3 separate regions of the Homo sapiens genome follow, and regions 2 and 3 are each linked to region 1. A link is a loop called in an ENCODE intact Hi-C map of the cell type or tissue named here. Cell type or tissue: B cell. All regions are shown on one strand. Links, peaks and the distances in the headings refer to the core of each region. The heading gives the core; the rest is flanking DNA.

Region 1 (6,503 bases), core at 910-5,909:
AGCATCAAGTGTATGATCTATTTCAAAGTGAAATATTTCATCAAAAATAGTTAAGGAACTAGCCTATAGAAAGGTAGACTTTAATTTTCCAGAAGCTTTTGCTTGTACAGACTATGCTTCTTTGACTAATAATGTTAGATCAAAATAGTAACAGTATTTGGCCCAACCAAACAATGCCTTTTGGTTTGCTTGGAAGCTGGGGTTCCCAGAAAATGGCACTCTGAACCCAGACTACCTCACAGAGGGGGTTACAGGGGCCCCAACCAAGGGCTTCTTTCTTTCTCTAGCTCATCCTTCAGGTATCAATATAGATGTTGAACTGGGATTTCCCAAGCCTGGACCAGATGTCATGCCTGTGTTCAGCAGTTCTCATCAAAGTGCTTACCTTTACCCCTTGGTCTGAGTCTCCCCCTGGAGAAGTGACCTCCCTGAAGACAGGAACTGTGCTCCTCTATGCATTTATTATTTTGTTTGTGCCTAGCGCAGTGCTTGGCACTTGGAACATATTCCACAAATATTTGTTGGATGGATGGATGGATGGATGGAGAGATGGATGGATGGATGGAGAGATGGATGGATGGATAGATGGATGGAGGAACATGTGTGAGCAAAGAAGAACAGAGCAGTAGGGTGACTTGAGAAGAGAGTAGGGGGGCAAGCACAACAGCAAAAAGAATAGCTAGAATTCACTGAGCATCTACTCTGCACCAGGCACTGTAGGAACACTGTATTCGCATGGTCTCATCTAATCCTTCCAACGCCTATGTAAGGGAATGATTATTCTTTCAACCAGGGCTTATTATGCACCCACTATATGCCAGGAACTTGTCAAGGCAATAGGGATTCAGAAGTGAACAAGGTAGACAAGACCTTTCCTCTTAGAGTATACATTGAGTGGGGAAGGATAGACAGTACATACGTGAACAAATGCCTGATTGCACTAACTTCAGAGGACATCTGCCTTATGCAGATGATGAGTTGAAGTGATGTTTTAGAGAGAGAGGTGCAGATGTCACTCTGTATTTACTGAACAGGAGATTAAGTTCTGTGTGGAGTCATGAGTGACAAGAGCCAGCCATGGGAAGAGAGGGGTGTGTGGCGAGCAGGGGAGCATTCTGAGAAGGAACAGTACTTGCAAAGGCGTCGAGGCAGGATGTGTCCTAGAACAGGAGACATGCTGGGCAGAGGTAGTGCAGAGTAAGGTGGGCAGGGGTCACACTGGGCCACCAAGACTGGTCACAGGGCTCAGGTTTCATGCTAAATCCAATATAGTTCTTAGCTCAGTTCTGCAGATTAGGAAACCAAGGCACAGCGGTTAAATCACACAGCCAGAAAGAGGCAGAGAGGAGTGCTTTCCTCAAAGCACTGACAACTATTGCCAAAGCAAATCATGCCACAGCAGTCACCCATGCATAACTCTGGGCTCAGAGGAGAAATTTCAGACCAGATCCATCCCTGAGTTTGAATCTTTGCTAAAAGACAGGGCAGGGTCTGCTTATTAATGCTTAGGTGGCTTCTTCAACTTTATATAAAGAAGTGAAGAGCTAGAAGGGGAGGAAATTCTGATCCCCAGTTTTCTATCCTAAAAGTACCAACAGGCATAATGGGGGCTGCACTCCTTGCTGTCCTGGGCCATGGTAACTGATATTTCTACAGGGATTTTCTGTCTGATGGTTGGAGGAACCTCTCTGGATCCTTTGTTCAGTCCCTGGTCCCTCCCTGGCTCTCTTTGGGTGTCTTCAAGTGGTCGATTCCTCATGCTCAGCCACACTGGGCAGGGTGGGGGACATCACCATGGAGCTCATGCCGAAATGCAGACGTTATTTGGAAAAATAATCCCAGGTTCATGAAAAAGCAAATCTAGGGCTTATTTGCTTGAGAGCATTTTGATCTGCCCTCTTCTCCACCACAAGCTTTTCCTATGAGAGGCTTTATTTCCAAAACGACACTCAAAAGCCTCTTTCATGTAGCATGGTAGTGACCGCATGACATCTTTCTGCATCTCTGACATCAGAACCGAGCAGCTACTGTGGGTTTAATGGCCCTCCTAACCTCACAAGGGACCTGCCAACAATTTTGAGCAATTTTTTCATCTCATCTAGATGGGATTTCCAAGTCATAATTATCTGATAATTACCATCCGGATGGCTGTTTTGTGCATGGCATTAGGTTTAAGCATTTGGCAGGGAAGGATGAATGCAGTTTTACAGATTTTGACATTTCTTAATACTCTGTGGCTTGCTCAGAAGGCAGCTAGTTACCTAAGTGCCCAAAATAAGAAATCTTTCTAAAAGTCAAAGTTTGGAAAATGAGCACTTCTTGTTCCATTATGGTGATGAACGTCTGTTCCACAAGCTTTAAGAGAGCTGAGAAAGTCACCATGCAGGCTCCAGGAAGCCAGGGCAAAACTCATATTTCTAGCTAGGGCTTAGAAATGTAAAATAAATCTGAGATGCAATGGAGGGAGGGTGTCTGTCTCTCTCTCTCCAAGCAAGAGACCACCAGAGTCCAGAAACAACAGAGACAAAAAGAAGAGCTGTCCAGAAATATTCTCACCCCACACTGTCTGCCTGGTTTATTCTTTCTTTGACAAAGTGTTAATTGAGTGCCTACTATGTGCTATGCTGGTAACCACTGGAGATGGTGCAGTAAGCAAGACAGTCAGAGGCCTATGCTCCTGGACCTACAGCTATGGAAGGAGAGATTTGCACAAGCAATTCCAAAACAAGACGTGATGCCTGCTCTCCTAAGGGCTGCCTATACAGAAGTTTAGGTAGTGTGTGGCAGTGATTGGGGGATCTGGAATGCTGGGGAGGAAATGACAGTTATTCTGAGAATCCAAGATTATCAGGACAAGCAGGTGGAGAGAGGTGAGAAAATTTATTTCCAAACAGAAATAAGAGCTTGTAGAATACCAAGATATGGGAAAACTTGTTGCACTGAAGCACCCAAGGGCTGCTTCTGTGGCTGGGGGGAGTATGGGAGGGGTGAGGAGTTGGGGAACTGAAACAAAGTGGCAGAAATGAAACTAGAGACAGAGAAGCTGCATGGTAAAGGCCATGGTAATGGAAAGAATAAAGGGTACATGAGAAGGAGAGGTACGGTCATGTGTGCCTTTTAGAAAGGACGTTCTGACAATTCCGTAGAGAAAGCACTGGAGCCTGACAAGACTGATGGCAACAAGTTCAGCTACGGGGCATTTGCAGGAGAGAGAGAATAGGGTGATTGGATTAGGATGGTTGTATCTGTTAGCTATGGTTACCCTAATGCTAAGTAACAAAAGGCATGCATCCATTAGCGTATATATCTCAGTCATACCTTTGTGGCTGACAAGTGTGTGGCTGCTCTGGGCTTGGCTGCAGGCTTCATATGAGTCTGCTCCATGTGCCTCTCATTCTCTTTGGACCACTGGCTTCTCAAGACACAGTCTTCTCATGATGTGTCTCAAAGAAGACACATCATGTTTTGCTCTTCTCAAAGCAAGAGCACAAGAAGACGCACCCAGCTTCGGAAACACATTATGGATTCAGGCTCATATCAGGTCAGCTAACACCATTGGCCAAAGAGTATCACACAGCCAAGCCCCAAATCAGGAAGCAGAAAAATGCATCCACCCACCATGAGGCTATGGAAAGTGTGTGGACATAAAACCTATTACAGGGAGAGGAGGTGAGACCAGCAGTTCACTCTGCCTCCACAGTAGCGGTAAAACTGGAGATCAGTGGAAAGCTAAGCAAGAGACTACAGAAAAAAATAACAGGACCTGGCAATTAGTTTAACTTTAGCCCCTAAACAGCTGTTCATGCGGAAGTAAGTCGGGAAAGGCAAGGATTTTGTAAGCTATTGCAAACTTTTCAGGTGTTATTATAACTACGATTGAGGATTTTAGCAAGGCAATGGCATGATTCACTTTACATTTTAAGATTACACTGGATGCTCTTTCTAAATGCATAGGAGGCAAGAGTGGATGAGGGGAGACAGGTCAAGGAGCTGATGACAAAAAGAGATTCTTTTTAAGGAAGAATTAATAAGATTTTCTGACAGTTGTATGGAGAGAATGAGAAGGAGAATAATCATAAGTAACATGTGATTCTTTGCTTGGGCAACTAAGTGTATTGTGATGCCATTCATGGAGATGGGGAGACAAGCTGGGAGATGAGGAACACATTTAAGATGACATACCAAATGTTCCATTTAGGACAAATAAAGTTTGATATGTTTGCGGGTCACCTGAATGGAGATATTAAGTAGGTAGTGGAAATGATAGGTCTGAAGTTCAGAGGCAAGGTCTTGGTTGCAGATATGAATTCGGGAGTCAAGAGCATTAACTGCAAGTAACAACGTAAGAAGGTAAGTGTAGATAGAGGAGAGGGCCTAGAACATGTCGTGATGTTGGATGGGGGAAGAAACAAACATTCACTGAAGGAGACTGAGGAAGGGCCAGCCAGGGACAGGGAGAATCAGAAGAAAGGGGGCCACACAGCCAGAAGAAAGTTACAAGGATGTTGGAGCAGCCAAGTATATCAGACCTTGTCCAAGGTCCTTCTTCTAAGGCCAGCGCTTTCAACCAACCATCACCTCCTCCAAGAAGCCTACCCTCAGCCAAATTTAGTACCTGTATGACAGCATGGGGGTATATTCTATGATGTGTATGCCTCCCCCTTAACTCCCTGAGGGCAGAAACTGTATCTTACTCAACTTGTGCTCCTTAACACCTAGCAGAGGGCTTTCTGTGGAATGAATCAATGAACCCATCAGTTCTTGATGTCTCCCACGTCTTTCATTCTCACCTTGTATGGCAACCATTCCGAATTCAGGCTCCCAGCACCAGGACACTGCTCCCTCTGCTAGAACCAGTCTTCCCTTTTCTGCAAATTCCTTCCCACGCCCCCAGGGACAGTAGGGTGCTGGAGCCAACTCATATAGCCTCCAGAGAAGCTATCATGTGCAGCTCTTCATAGCTTCCTCTGGCGATGCCACGTTGGTAGCTTGAAATCAGCCATGATGGCAGTATTTACACCACGGAAACAGGACCGTGTCAGAAGACCACTGCTAGGGTCTCCTACAAACTATCCCCACAGGACCTAGATAGGTAACTTGGGGATAATGTGGTGATGTCTTAATGAACGAGGCTTCTCAAGGTTATTCAAACAGAGCTCCTGGGAGCAAAAGTATCACCACCCAATCCCCTTGATCTTGACCATTGTGTTTCAGGCTCTATGTTAGGAAAATTAGGTGATGCCTGAGGGAAGGAAGGGTTCTTCCAGATCCTACTGTGGAAGGGCTTACCTGGAAAGCTGAATCAGTCTCTCTGTTCATCACAGTTTAGGTCCCTCAGAAACTATTCATTTCTAAGAGGAGGATCCAGGGTGAAGAGTTTATTGAGGGGGAGCAGTATGAGAGTGGAGAGGAAGAAGGAGGGAAGGCAGCCCACAGCGGCTGTGCTAGCAAGACTATTACCACAGTGGGCAATCAGGGCTGACTCCCATAGTGGGAGCTCTGGGAAACAGAGGACAGCCTCTGTCTCAGAATGACTCCATCCGAGGGGCAAGGGAGCTGGGGGGTTTATTCACCCACTCCTCAGAGTCACTGGTGGAGAACAGCTTCTAGAATTGTTCATTTCTTGGCACTTCTTTGGTTTAGGAGAAAGTCCTAAGGCAACGAGGCAGGAATGGCTGTTGGGAGGCAGCTGGCACCCACCAAAATAGCACCTCAGGGAGATGGGGGGATGTGGGTGAGTACTGCTGGCAGCTGCTGCAGGGGCATCTGTGATTCTTAAAGTTCATTCAGGACTCTTACAAACATGGTAGGCAGACATGGTGAAACCCTGTCCCTACTAAAAACACAAAAATTAGCCGAGCGTGGTGGCACACACCTATAGTCCCAGCTACTCGGGAGGCTGAGGCAGGAGAATCACTTGAACCCAGGAGGTGGAAGTCGCAGTGAACTGAGATCATGCCACTGCACTCCAGCCTGGGTGACACAGCAAGACTCCATCTCAGAAAAAAAAAGTGCTAGGCAGGAAAGGTCCAGATGCACTTCTGAGGGTTCTTAGAGGGTAAAGGGAGGCTTTACCCTGGCTTTCTGCTGTGCCTGGCAGAGTACAACAAAAAGTGAGAATTTAGGGTCCAAAGTCCAACTCTAAATGCAGACCTGACCCCTCACCAGCTTCGTAAACTTGACTAAGTGGTTTAACCTCTCTGAGCCTCAGTTGTCTCATCTTTCAAATGGGGAGAACAAAACCCACTTTGCATATTTCATGAGTGGCCACCAGAACTAAATGCACTATTGTACTAAATGACTAAAGGACTTAGGGATGCAACTGTCATTAAATTGCTTCTTTTCTGTGGGCTGGGTCACTGTCTTACCTCATTTAATTGTTCAAACAAAGAGATTGCCACCCAGTGATATTTTACAATGTAAAGCCACAGCTGGGAACATCCATTTGGAAACTACACCCAAACAAGTGTAAAACTACCCAAATAAGAAAATGTGAAATGACA
Region 2 (6,503 bases), core at 902-5,901, 120 kb after region 1:
TTGTCACCAGTGGGATAACTGTGGGGTATGAGTCATGCTCTCAAGATCCCTGGGGATGAGACCAGGCTAGACTTTCCCTGCAACCACTGGCTTGATCTGCTCTTTCTCCTTTCCTACCTGCCTTCCTCACTTCCATACAAGACCCTCCCTATATGCCTTGTGCATCCCAATATGCCTTGTGTAGTTAATCTCTACTTCAGGCTCTGCCTCTAGGAAATCTGATCTAGGACTAAACCTTTCTTGACAGCCCTGCTACCTGGTTGATGTCCTAGGGTCACCCAGCGGTCTGAGGCCCTCTGCCTCCAGAGCAGTCCATGCCATGTGTGGGCAGCTCTGATCATTAGATAGGTCTTTCTTAGCTTGAGCCAGGCAGATGGAGCCTCGCTTTCAGAAGACAGCTCTCCTGCCCTACTCCTCTCCCCTTCCCAGTCCTCTCTTAAACTAAACTTTTCTAGGCCCTTCAGCTAGGCCTTTTGTGGCCAGGTTCCTGTTCTCTCACTTCCTGGGTTCTTTCCTTACCTCAATCCAGTGTTGCAAAATCCCACCATAGGTGCTCACTTAAGCTGAGCCCTTCATTCTCACTGAAGGTTGAGGACACTCAGAATAGGACTTCCACCAATACGGATACTGCCTTGGATAAGCCCAAATGCTCATCAGGGATTTGGGCAACTCTGTCACTGAGCTTCAAACAAAAGATGCTCTCACGTGTGTTTCTAGTAGGCTGCACCTTGCCTCAGTGCACCCTCAAGCGATGTTTTCTGTAACCCCACTCACAGGATTTTGCATTTATTTCTGCTACTCTCATTTGTGAGCCTGTTGTCTCAGCCAGTTGAGTTGTATTTTGTATCCTAATTATTTCATCTGGTCCTATCTTTCCAAAGCATGTTACAACAATGATTGTAGGTATAGCCCTGAAGATTTTTAGCTGGAACTCAGATTAGCATTTTGTGATAATTTTATTTCATTTTTCAATTCTTATGAATTCAGTTTATAGCATAAAAGTATGATTTATAGTCAATCTTTGTTGCTCATGCTAATATATGCATTATTATGGTTAATATTTTTAACAATAACTTGCAAAGTGCTTTGCATGCATTTATTTAGTATGCTGTTAATTTCTAAACAATGTACTCTGTAAAAGGAGGTGAGTGACTATTTGCATGAATACATTTTATCTTGACCTTAGTAAACCAGGATTTTAAAAAAATTCTAATAATAAATAATTATGAGAATAGCTAGCATTTATTAATCATTTATTATATTACACACATTGTGCTAAGAAGTGCTTTTTCATGAACTATTTCATTCAATACCCATTTTACAGATGAGGAAACTAAGGCACGGGTAACTAAGTAACTGCTCAAAGTCACACTCTTAGTGATTCCCTGGGGTGGCCCTTCCCTGTTTTCATAGTCATGGAGCCATAGCAAGGATGTAATTAGCACATCATATCCATTAGCTTCTTCTGCTATAGATTCAAGTTGAAAAGAGAGTAAATTTAAGGAAAATTCACAATCCTGTCTGATAGTTGGCAGCAAGCATTGGGAAGGCAGTACATGAATGACTGGTGTTTAGGAAACACTGATTTATAAGATTTGTCATTCTCTCTGCTTTAAGTCATCTATTAGCTTAACCTCTGTTCAATCCTTATCCTGGTTTAACTTCTTAGCAAACATCCTGCGCAGGACAGGCACGGAGGGAATCTTGGGGCCTACTCCTGTTTGGTGGCAATCCATCAACTGTGGCTCCTGTGTGCAGGCATTTAACTATTTTCTTGTCATCCTCTTAGGCACAAATTTTTTTCTTGCTAAAAAGGTGTCATTATTTGTCAACTCCCTATTTGAAATTCAGATCCATGCAACAGTTTTTTTCTAATTTTATTTTTGTTATTGTTGGTGGTGGTGGTGGTGGTTTTTCTATTCGTTTGGTTTTGGGTTTTTTTTTTTTTTTTTGAGACAGAGTTTCGCTCTTGTTGCCCAGGCTGGAGTACAGTGGTGCAATCTAAGCTTACTGCAACCTCCGCCTCCTGGGTTCAAGTGATTCTCCTGCCTCAGACTCCCGAGTAGCTGGGATTACAGGCATGTGCTACCATACCTAGCTAATTTTTGTATTTTTAGTAGAGATGGGGTCTCGCCATGTTGGCCAGACTGGTCTCCAACTCCTGACCTCAGGTGATCTGCCTGCCTCGGCCTCCCAAAGTGCTGGGATTACAGGCGTGAGCCACCACACCCCGCCTTTTTCTAATTTTCTAGTCTAATAGCCCTGCGAAGTACATAAGGAATATGGCTAAACTGACATAGCTTGTCTTGGGAAACCCAAACTGGACCCTGGGCTTGACCACGTTTTGGCTAAGATACACCATCTTGCAAAGAATTCCAAGAGCAATCATCTCTCAAATGGCCCTGGAGCCCACAGCTTCATAGCTGGAGAAGTCTACTGCCTTCTCTGTTTTTGAAGCCAAGGACCAACATTATCTACCAGCTTTGTCCAGCCCTCTTTAATTCTCCTGAGTGCTTGAAGGTGATCACAAATAATCTCACATGCATTTAACTTATAACCATAGTGTGGCAGTGAGTCCTCCAGATTGGAAAAGAAAATGCCTATAGAAGATCCAGGTACGCCCTTATGACCGCCAAATTGACTTCAGGATCCAGTCCCGCTTTTTAATGCTGGTCTCCTCTTCCTGTCTTACAGCCTTTAGGTGTTCAGCTGATGTAAATTAATTGCTCCCATTGTCAAGGACTTTAGTAGGTTTGCTTTTCTTTTTTTCTTTTTTTTTTTTTTTGCTGCTAGTCAACCACATTGTGTTCCAAAAGTACCTTTAAAAAGGTATTTTATGGTTTTATTTAGCTTTGTTTTATTTGTAAAATACCCTTCTCCTGGGCTGTAGGCTTCTAGGCATTATTCACACAGATCCAGCACACTGTTTGGGGTACACTTAAGCCTCTAGAGCCCTTACCCATATTTGCATGCTGCCCAGCTGTGAGTTCATTGCAAAGGTGCAGACTCACCTGCTTGTGATACCTCTCCCTCTTAGCTACTGACTTATTTGTGGTGTCAGAACCCCATTTTCAAGAACTTCCCATTCTGTTTGATGGGAACGAGGGCACTTTTTATAGACTCCAACTCACCTTTAAACTTTGTGAAATCTCTGTTTGTAAACCACAAAATTTATCAGCACAACTGAGTTTCCCATTCCTAGCTTTTGTGAACATAAGGATGACATAAGAATTTCCTCTTACAATGCCTCTCACTTCCACTTCCCCAATCAGTTCCTCCCCGTGAATCGGAAGTAAGTTGAGAATAGCAGCTCCACCCACAGCTTTCTGATCCTTCTGAGGGCTGAATCTGCCCACAAGTTAGGTCAAGTGTGTGTCAGAAATGGTTTTTATCACAGAGACACTATGAGAATATGTGCGGACAGCTGAGTCTGCCACCTGTCTTTCTGCCTGATTTCTGCAGCAGGAATGAATCACTCACTTCCTGCGTTGATGGTGGCTGTGGCATCCTGTCATCACAGTAGCCCTTTTATTCTATTCCTCCATTCATCTCCATTATCTTCTAATATGAAAACCATTATGTAGGTGCATAGATTTATTTGTCCTTGACTTAACAGAGACAGCTTAGTACTCTCCAAAAGAAAAGAAAAAATATGTTTCTTATGAATGGAACATGATAAAATATGCCATCTCTTGGTTGCATTCTAACCGAGTGTCCCATTCCCTGTGATCTTGCTGACTCCTAGGAAGTTCTGCAGAGCTGATCATTTCCTCCACCATCCTAGGTCCATTTTTGCTTGTTCTGCTCTGTATGATCATTGGGATGGTCCAACCGGCTACGTCGTCTGAGGCTCCCTTTGCTAACTGGCTTCCTGCTAGGCTTGGTTTGGCTCATGTGAAGCCCTGGTTGATAGGGTGGGTGGAAGGAAAGGAAAAGCCAGGGCATTTCACCACGTTTAATATACTAATGATTCAAATTTGTGCCTCAGCAAACATGCAGATTACCTGGGATCCTCAGCAGAGAATAATAGCTACCTCTGGAAATAGTAGGCTCATGAATGCTAAGAGGCTACTGAAATTGCCACCTATATGATGGGACGCTTTGGGTGAGAGGTTCATGGAGGTTCTGATTGATTGGGTTCTTGAAGAGTACATGAGCATTTTCCTGGCAGATCTACTCATGACAGACATCCCAGGAAGACAGAAGAGAAGATGAGCAGTTATGGAAACCCAAAGTTGTATGGCGTGCTTGCAAATTGGATTAACTTATTAATTTGTAGGACTTTGGGGGCATGATAGGAGATGAAGCCAAAAAAAGAAAAAAAAATGGATTGAATCCAGTATATGAAGGACCCTCTGTAATAACTATGCTTTCTCCCAGGGGTGAGTTCACAGGAGCAACAGAGAGCTCTAGAGTGAGGAGGGTGGGAAGAACAATTTTGTATATCATCTACGTTGTATACTGGGCTTCTATAGGCTGTTGTGTTTGATGAAAGTGTGCCGGCTTAAAAAGTTCAAAAATCCACTGTTGTGACTATAGGAAATGTATTGGTCAGGGTTTTTAGATGCATACTAGAGAATCGCCTCTAGCTGGTTTAGGCAGGGAGGGGTACTGAGGAACAGAGTTCCCAAAGTCAAGGGATGGATCAAGCAGTGGGGTTTAGGCTGGGCTTCCCAAGTGACTCCCAGAATGGCCCACCAGAATCAGCCCACCAAGGGGTTGGCCACTACGGAAGGGGTCAGGAAGCTGCTGAATTGGGAGACCCCCTCAGGGCTGCTGCTCAGAGCAACTCCAGCTCTGCCATGGCCCCTGACCACAAAATGATGCCCCTGACTCTGTCTCATTCCCTGCATCACTCAGTTCCCAACAAAGCCTTGTGGGAGCCCATCTGCGTGGTAGAATCTAAATCACGTAGCCATATCCCAGCAGCAAGGAGGCCAGAAAATGAGGTTTCTGTTGTCTTATTTTTGCATCGTATGTTGGAAAGACAGAAATTATCCTGAACGACACTATCAAAATACGGATTGTGATCAAAAGATTTGGGGGATACCCAAATGATAGCAGTCCACCTCAGGAAGACATATTTTCCAAAGGAAGGGAGAGTAGGATGAAATTTGCATTTTAAAATATCATTTTTATGAAACCATTTGTTTTTTAGCCAAGGCCAATCCTGATGACTGTGTGAGGTCATGAGACTGCTGGTTTCTCTAACTAGCTTCACATTTTTTTTTACCAAGTTCTCTAAAGCCAAGCTAGCTTTTCATTAACTTTTATGCCAGGCCTCAAATCTTCTTTTACTTACATGGCATGACCTTAGAATCCTTTCTTGGCCTCTCTTTCATGCTTCATTCTTGTGCAGTTTGGTGAAGACCCCCTGCACTCTCAGGTGTAGCATCTTCCTGCCACATGAGGGATACCTTAATAATATGACCATCAGCCACAAGCCTCAGCCCTTTCCAATGTCATGTCCCACAGTGCATAACATACCAGCAAATGTTTATCACAACCTACTCAAGGCCAGTCATTCAGTTTCCAGGACTCTCAATGAGGTTGGGCCGGAATTTCCTGTTGCTGTGGAATAAAGCATGAACAACTGCCACATGATGTGTTGCTAAAATGAATGCAGTATCATTAGCATGGTGGACACTGTGATGCACCACCAGATGCCCCTTAAGGAGGGACTTGTTGCCCGGCTGCTGGGAGTGCTGACCATGGGGAGTCTATAGCTGCCACCAGCCCCTGCAGGGGTACCTTGGCTGAAGGGGGCTGCCTAGGCAAGGGTCATGCCATGCCCAGGGATACCCACATCCAGCGATGACTGATGCTGGTGGGGGTACAATGGCATAGCCATCTCACCCCACCTCGGGACACCCCTATAAGGTTGACTCATCCTGAATCCTGAACCTCATCTCCATGTCCCCGTGTCCACTCCTGCTTCCTTCCCATTCCACAGGCACTGATCCCACGGGCGCTCCTTAATAAGTCTCTTGTACCCTAAACTCTGTCTCCAAGTCTGCTTCTGGGAGACCCCAACCCATGACCATCAGCCTCTTCTAGAAGTACACAGATGCCCCAGCATGCCACACTCCGGGTAGATACTCCACCCTCCCAGGGCACCCAATTCACCTTAGAAATGTGAAGCTGCCAACTGCTCTCAGCAAGGAGATGTCTGGTACTTGGTGCTTGGAAGTAGTTTCGTTCGTCTAAAAACGTAACATAAATTTTTACATTAACATTTTTTAACCTGAAAAAATTGAATTCTAGTTAGTGATATGTATGTTAGAAGTATTTAGTGGGAAGTACAGACATCCAAGTTTTTCTTTTAAATGCACCAAAAGTAAGATGGATTGAGGGATGCGTAGAGGGAGGTAGAGATGGAAAAATATGGATAAAACAAATATTGTAAAATGTCAGTGGTAAAATCTTGGTGGTGTGTATGTGAGTGTTCACTGAAAAATTATTTCAATTTCACTCTGTTTGAAACTTTTTATTTTAAAGTATTG
Region 3 (6,503 bases), core at 1,068-6,067, 230 kb after region 1:
ACAGAAAACCACACACCATATTAAAATACCCATCACTCAGCACTGTCAAATGTCATCATTTCGCCATTTCATTTTAAGAAATAAAATCTTTCCAGGCACGGTGGTGCCTATCTGCAATCCCAGAGCTTTGGGAGACCAAGGTGGGAGGATTGCTTGAGGCCAGGAGTTCAAGACCAGCCTGCACAACATGGTGAGAAAGTGTCTCTACAAAATAAATACATAAATAAAATCTCACACGTGACCGAGCCCATTGACCTGTGAACACTTTCATCCATTTCTCCTGTCTAGAGGTAACCACTATCCTGGATTAGGATTATAACCCCATACATATTAGGATAGCCTTTGTGTCTATGTGTGTATCTATAAACATACAGTACAGTTTTGCATGCATTTATAATTTTAATAATATAACATGTAACAGTATTTTATTTTTAAAAAAACTTTTTATAGAGACGATCTCACTATGTTGTCCAGGCTGGTCTCCAACTCCTGGCCTCAAGCAGTTCTCCCACCTTGGCCTCCCAAAATGCTGAGATTACAGGCATGAGCTACCACATCTGGCCTAATAATATATTTTAAAACCTAACATAGACGAAATAGTATTCTTTCAACATGTTATCAATATAAACATTATATGGATACATTTTATTTGTTAATTTGTTATGTCATAGTTGTACATATTTTGGGGTGTACAGGTGATATTTTAATATGCAATATGTAATGAGCAAATCAGGGTAACTGGGATATCCATCCATGTATCTTTTTCCTTGTGTTGGGAACGTTTGCATGGTTTTAAACTTCACATGCTGTATATAATGCTTCTCGATTTGCCTTTTTTTTTTTTTTTTCTGCTTTCAAAAAAAGCCTTTTGGGCTTTTATGTTTATACATGTGTTCATACATACAGTTCTGGTTCATTAATTTTTAACTGCTATGTAGCATTTTATACTCAATTAATGTATCCATTCTCCTCTTAATGAACCCTTAGGTGTTCTCACAAATAATGGTGCAACAAATATTCTTGCAAAGGTATCTTTGGGCCCACGTGCAAGTTTAGTCTCTAAAGTACACATATAGGTTTGTGTATCTTTAACCCTACAAGATGTTGCCAAATTGCTTTCCAAAGTAGCTCTGGGGGTAATATTCCTCCAGCAGTGTAAGAGGTGCCATGGTTTGAATGTCACCTCTAAAACTCATGTTGAAATTTAATTGCCATTGTAACGGTCTTAAAAGGTGAGACCTTTAACAGATCATTAGGTCATGAGGGCTCTGCCCTCACAAATGAATTAATGCCGTTATCTTGGTAGCGGGTTAGTTTTCAAAGACGTGGTTTCCTGACAAAAAGAATGAGCTTGGCCGATTTCCTCTCCCTGTCTCCACTCACTTCTGCCTTCCGCCACGGGATGACTCTTACCAGATGCCAGAGTCATGCTCTCGGACTTTCCAGCTTCCAGAACCATGAGCCAAATAAACTTCTGTTCTTAATAAATTAGCCAGTCTGTAGTATTCTGTTATAGCAACAGGAAACAGAGAAAGACAAGGGGGATCCTGTTTTCCCACATCCTAGAGTATTTGGCATTGTCAGACTTTTTAAAAAAACTTTGCCACAGAGATATGTATAAAATAGGATCTCCTAATCATTTCCTCTCTCGAGGCCCCAGTGCTTCTGGAAGCTCCCCCTCTGGTCCTTACTGCAGTCACAGGCACCGAGGGGATGGATCAAGCATGAAGGGCTTGGCTGGCTTCCCTTCTTCTGACCTCTAAGTCCTGGGAGTGTCCAGAGCTATCTGCTGGGCCCCCTTCTCCATCGACCTCTCTCCTTAGATAATCTCTCCCTGCCACAGTGCTTTAGAATGCCAGCCACACATGCCAGTGACTTCCAAACAGAAAAATCTCCATCCAGAGTGTCAGAAGCTACTTCACAGATTTATTTGATGGCTGATAAACAACTGAAATAAATTTAATCTGCCCGAAGTTCAATGCAGTTTCCCCCTCAAGTCTAATTCTTCCCCATTGCTCCCATCTCAGTCAAGGGCAATGCCATTTATTAATTGCTCAAACCAAACACTTCGGAGCCATCCTTGATTATTCTCTTTCTACCACCCCCACATTCAATCCATCAAATTATATCAATTTCTATGTCAAATTGTTCCTAAATTCCCCCGTTCTTTCTAGTTCCACCACTACCACCTCGGTCCAAGCTGCATCATCTCTTGCCTAGACCACTGTAGTTGCTCCTAACTGGTCTTCCTGTTTCTCATCTTGCCCTTTCCAACCACCTCAGTGCCAAGGTGATCGGTTTAGACCATAAAACAGATGTAAAATGGCTTTCTCCTACTTAAGGCCTTCCAATGGTTCTTATCATGGAAGACTCAAGGTGGTGAATACCATGATCTACAAAGTTGGCAAGATCTGATCCCTGCCTGCCTCTCCTCCTGCACACCTTCCTGGCCTCCAGAACTTTCTCTCCATGTGGAGGGCTCTTCCTTTGATCTTTTCATGGCATTCTTGTCATTCAAGGCTCTATCGCTTAAAAAAGACTTGCCCTGACCAACCCGCCCTGATCTGTTTGGCCCCTTTGTTGCTCCCACAGCATTACCTTCACCTGTCTTCATTCTGGAACTGCTCAGTGCTTGGTTCTGGTGTCTTTCTGCCCCACCAGAATCTCATCTCCATGAGAACTGAGATCTTCTCAGCTCCACTCCCCATTTGCAGTACCTGGCATGAAGCGGGAGCCCATAAAAGTTTGTCGAAATAGTGAGTGAATAGATGGGGTCACATTTTAGAACAAGCTTTAAGCGCAAGTGAAGTTTCCCTCCCAGAGTCTGGGTGGGATAAAAGCTACCTGAGACAAGACAACATTTCTCTTTAGTGAGAACAGTGCTCAAATTTCTTAGCCTCAGGACCCCTTGATGCTCTTTAAAATTATTATTGTTGTTGTTATTTTTTTGAGATGGAGCCTCACTCTGTCGCCCAGGCTGGAGTGCAGTGGCATGATCTTGGCTCACTGCAACCTCCATCTCCTGGGTTCAAGTGATTCTCCTACCTCAGCCTCTGGAGTAGCTGGGACTACAGGCACGCACCACCACGCCTGGCTAATTTTTTTGTATTTATGTACAGATGGGGTTTTACCATGTTGGCCAGGCTGGTCTTGAACTCCTGACCTCAAGTGATCTGCCTGCCTCGGCCTCCCAAAGTGCTGGGATTACAGGCAAGAGCCGCTATGCCTGGCCAATGCTCTTAAAAATTATTGAGGATCCCAAAGAACTTATGTTTGTATGGATCATATCTATAAATAGTTGCCATCTTAGAAATTAAAATGAAGGAATTTAATAACGCTTATTTTAAAACAATAATGGACCTGTTACCTGTTAATGTAAATAACGTTTGTATGGAAAATTACTATGTTTTCAAAAAATAGTGAGCAGAGTGGCACCCTTGAGAACAGCCACTGTACACTTACAGTGCCTAGTACGCGCCAGGAAAGACTCTGTTGAATGAGTGAATAGGAGGGTGAAAGATTTTAGACCAGCCTGAAGGGTCAGATGCAGGTGCATGGATAGGTGGGGATCTGAGATGGGGCCGCCTTTTCCCCTAGATGGCCCTGGGGCCCACTCCCCTCCTCCCCACTCATCCACCCCAGCCTCACTCAGTCCTTTCTCTTCCCTTTCCCCAACAATCTTCTCTCCACAGCAGTGCAAAGAATAGAACAAGAAATCATTTTGATGTCGTCAGAAATCAATATGTAAGCTGGATATATCTTTTAAATAAACTCATTTCTATAACAAAATAATCATTGTATGAATTTCAGTCCTTCAAAGGGGGTTCCTTTGGAGGGTTTCCCTTGCCAAATGAATATTGAGGCCCGGTTTTGCCAGGATGTATTTATTCCCGTCTATATTCATGTTGAGAAAGCTAACTGGGTGTTATATTATCTTCCTTATTACAATACTGAAACCTAACAAACTGGGTGTCATATTCTTTTCCTTATTACAATACCGAAACCTAAGTTCTTCCCCTTTCTAAGGAGAAGCTGCCTCCTCCCCCTTTATTTTTTCCTCTGGCTAGAGGAAATTCACAGAGCCAAGATTAAAAAAAAAAAAAAAGAAATAGAAAAAGATGGTCATCTCTGTTCCTATTGAAAAGCCTGAGTTCCCCGGGCGCTGTGGGCATGCCACGCCTCTCCACTTCCTGACGTCATACTATTTTTGTCTTTGAATAGCTCATTGACACAATTGCCTCGGAGATCGGAGAACTGAAACAGGAGATGGTGCGGACAGATGTCAACCTGGAAAATGGCCTGGAACCCGCTGAAACCCACAGGTGACCAGAGACACGGTTAGGTGATGGGTGCGAGAAAGGGATCGAGTGAACCCTGGCACTGCCAAGGGCTGACTTGCAGTCACTCCTCAGAAGTCTGGGAGCTGGGAGTGTGGTAGCAGCTCTAGATGAAATCCTCTGTAGGAGGTGGGAGTGGCCTAGGAACTAGTTGTCTGCTTGTTTATTTTAATCACTTTGAAGGCACTTGAACTTTATACTCTCTCAATTCCTCCTGGCACCAGAACCCGGAAACCTAAAATTGTCTGTGCCATATCCACCTACTCCCAATGATGGAAACAGTAATGCAGCAAGATCCAGCGTGTGCAAAGTAGAATTCAGTGTAGCCGTGTGAGTCTCCAGAAGGCTTACAGGGGAGCAGCTAAAGAGGATGGACTCATTTTGCATTCTCAGGTCAGAGAAAAACCCCAGCAGTCTCCAAAAAACCATTAACCTGAAAAGCCGTGCAGTGATTGGAAACTGGATGTGGTTGTAAATTCGATACAAAGGGAAGGCGGCGTGCTGTGCTGTTGAAGGCGATACCTGTGCACATACTGCACACCGTCTGAATAGGAGGCAAGGGACTGGTCTGTACCTGGAGAAAGGGGGTGCAAAGGTCGGGGGGTGGTGGGAAGTTGAAGGTGACTTCTTCCAACTTTGATGCTAACAAGATAACAATATAATGGCTATAAAAAGACACAGACACTTCGTGCCTTAGAGGCCAGATTTGTTAACAGCTTCCCCTTTCTCCCAGAAAGTGGGGCTGAGCCTGCCTGGAGCAGTGTGAGGCTGAGATTTATGGAGTAGGTTTTGCCTGCAAGTCATGCAACAGGCAGGCCAGCCAGATGGTTCTGGTTGTCCAGGCAAGTTTCAAACCAGCCCGACTAGTTCCGCCATACGCTGACGGGAGAGAGCAACATCCCAGGGAGGCACTTGCAGCTGGAAGGTGGTACTTTGATACCCGATGTCTCTGGGGGAACAGCACTCACCCTTAATTCTCTGTGCCTTCCTTTCCTTTCCTTCTCTACAAAACGATGGGGGTGAACCAGATGGTCCCCCTGCTCCTTGCAGCACACCCAGCATTCTATGATTGTTCTTGACCTCAGTGTGAAAGTCTTATTTTTTCCCCATAAACTAGACAAATGCACAATGATTTTCAGGTAGTGACTCTCTGCCTCACCTCCAGAGTAGTTTCAAACATCGTGGAACTTTAGCCAGGGAATTTCTCTATCCTGTGCCTTGTTGAGCTAAAATTTAATTGGGAGTCTAGGCTGATAACAACAGAAAAGAGAGCTTTGGTAGCACTGATTTCTTTCATAGCCAGGAAAGGCGGCTCTGTGAGATCAACCCCAAGCTCCACAGATGACAGACACCCAGACACAGAGCGGCGGAAACCTTTCCCCTGCATATAAGCACAGGGGATTTTGGGGGTGTGAGAAGGACGTTCTGAACATGTGAGGGGCCCTCAAGATCTTGTTTTCTGACTCCGGTGGGTATTAGAGTGAGAGCTGGGTGGTTGCTTAATCTTTAACATTTCCTTCCATCTTTTCCTTTTCAGAGGTAAGAATAACTGTAAGCAGTCCACAACAGCCTTTTTTCCCAGATGAATGTCACTTTGAATGCTATGTTGCTTAATTCATGAATTTATACATTTGCAAAGGCATTTTATTTGGCTTTTTTTTAACAGAAAAGAAAGAGGAAAAAGCAAGATGAGTTGTCTTTATTTAACAATATAGATCATGTTGGCCATGTGGCAACACTGTTCATATTAAACTACTGTTCTAAGTCGCTTATAGCGACTAACTTACGGAATCTTCCTAGCACTTCCAGGAGGGAAAGCTCTTTAGGGCCTGCATTTGACTGATGTGGAAACTGTGTGCTGTGGGGAAAAAGCTACACAGTTTTGGCTTCTGTGCTGGAGTGTCTTGCTGATTTTTTAGAAGTAGTGAGTTTGGTTTTAATTTCTCCATTTTGTCCAATGGAGCTGTCAGGAGGGCCAGTTCAGTTATTTCTAAGATCAAGGAAAAGCATAGCTGTGGCCACAATTCAGCCTGGCACAGAGCAGCAGCCAAAGGGGAGAGGAGGGAAGAGGAAAGCAGACCAGTAGGTAGCAGAGTTGCTTTCAGCAAAACCCCTGGAGAAAGAAGTGGCGAGCACCGCCCGGGCCCCTGGCTCTGCACGTCTGAC

The links. Hi-C counts contacts between places; a loop is a spot of excess contacts. Peaks named below come from ENCODE experiments on the same cell type or tissue, not always from the same donor. Only the 100,000 strongest peaks of a DNase experiment are listed, where the experiment ranks them.
Region 2: it touches region 1 in a loop (8-fold over the local background); 4 of 110 quality-filtered maps call a loop at or near these places.
Region 3: a loop joins it to region 1, with 7 times the contacts of the local background. A loop is called at or near these places in 3 of 110 quality-filtered maps.

What each region holds. Positions count from the first base shown.
Region 1 is chr20:19,703,622-19,710,124 of GRCh38, forward strand. All of the region lies in intron 15 of SLC24A3 (solute carrier family 24 member 3), which reads left to right. Among named protein-coding and RNA genes, the nearest start is that of RIN2, 51 kb to the right of the region's middle. In B cell, for the core only: no CTCF peak of the experiment used is centred there; a DNase peak (open chromatin) is centred at 3,050; H3K4me3 peaks cover 888 bases; H3K27ac peaks cover 996 bases.
Region 2 is chr20:19,825,041-19,831,543 of GRCh38, forward strand. The region is part of intron 2 of RIN2 (Ras and Rab interactor 2); the gene reads left to right. Among named protein-coding and RNA genes, the nearest start is that of RIN2, 70 kb to the left of the region's middle. RefSeq lists a silencer at 3,381-3,550. In B cell, for the core only: CTCF peaks have their summits at 3,468 and 3,673; a DNase peak (open chromatin) is centred at 3,341; H3K27ac peaks cover 1,453 bases.
Region 3 is chr20:19,930,878-19,937,380 of GRCh38, forward strand. RIN2 (Ras and Rab interactor 2) reads left to right here. Exons shown (of 13, transcript NM_018993.4): 4 at 4,222-4,322. Among named protein-coding and RNA genes, the nearest start is that of NAA20, 83 kb to the right of the region's middle. In B cell, for the core only: no CTCF peak of the experiment used is centred there; a DNase peak (open chromatin) is centred at 4,174; H3K4me3 peaks cover 1,067 bases; H3K27ac peaks cover 1,035 bases.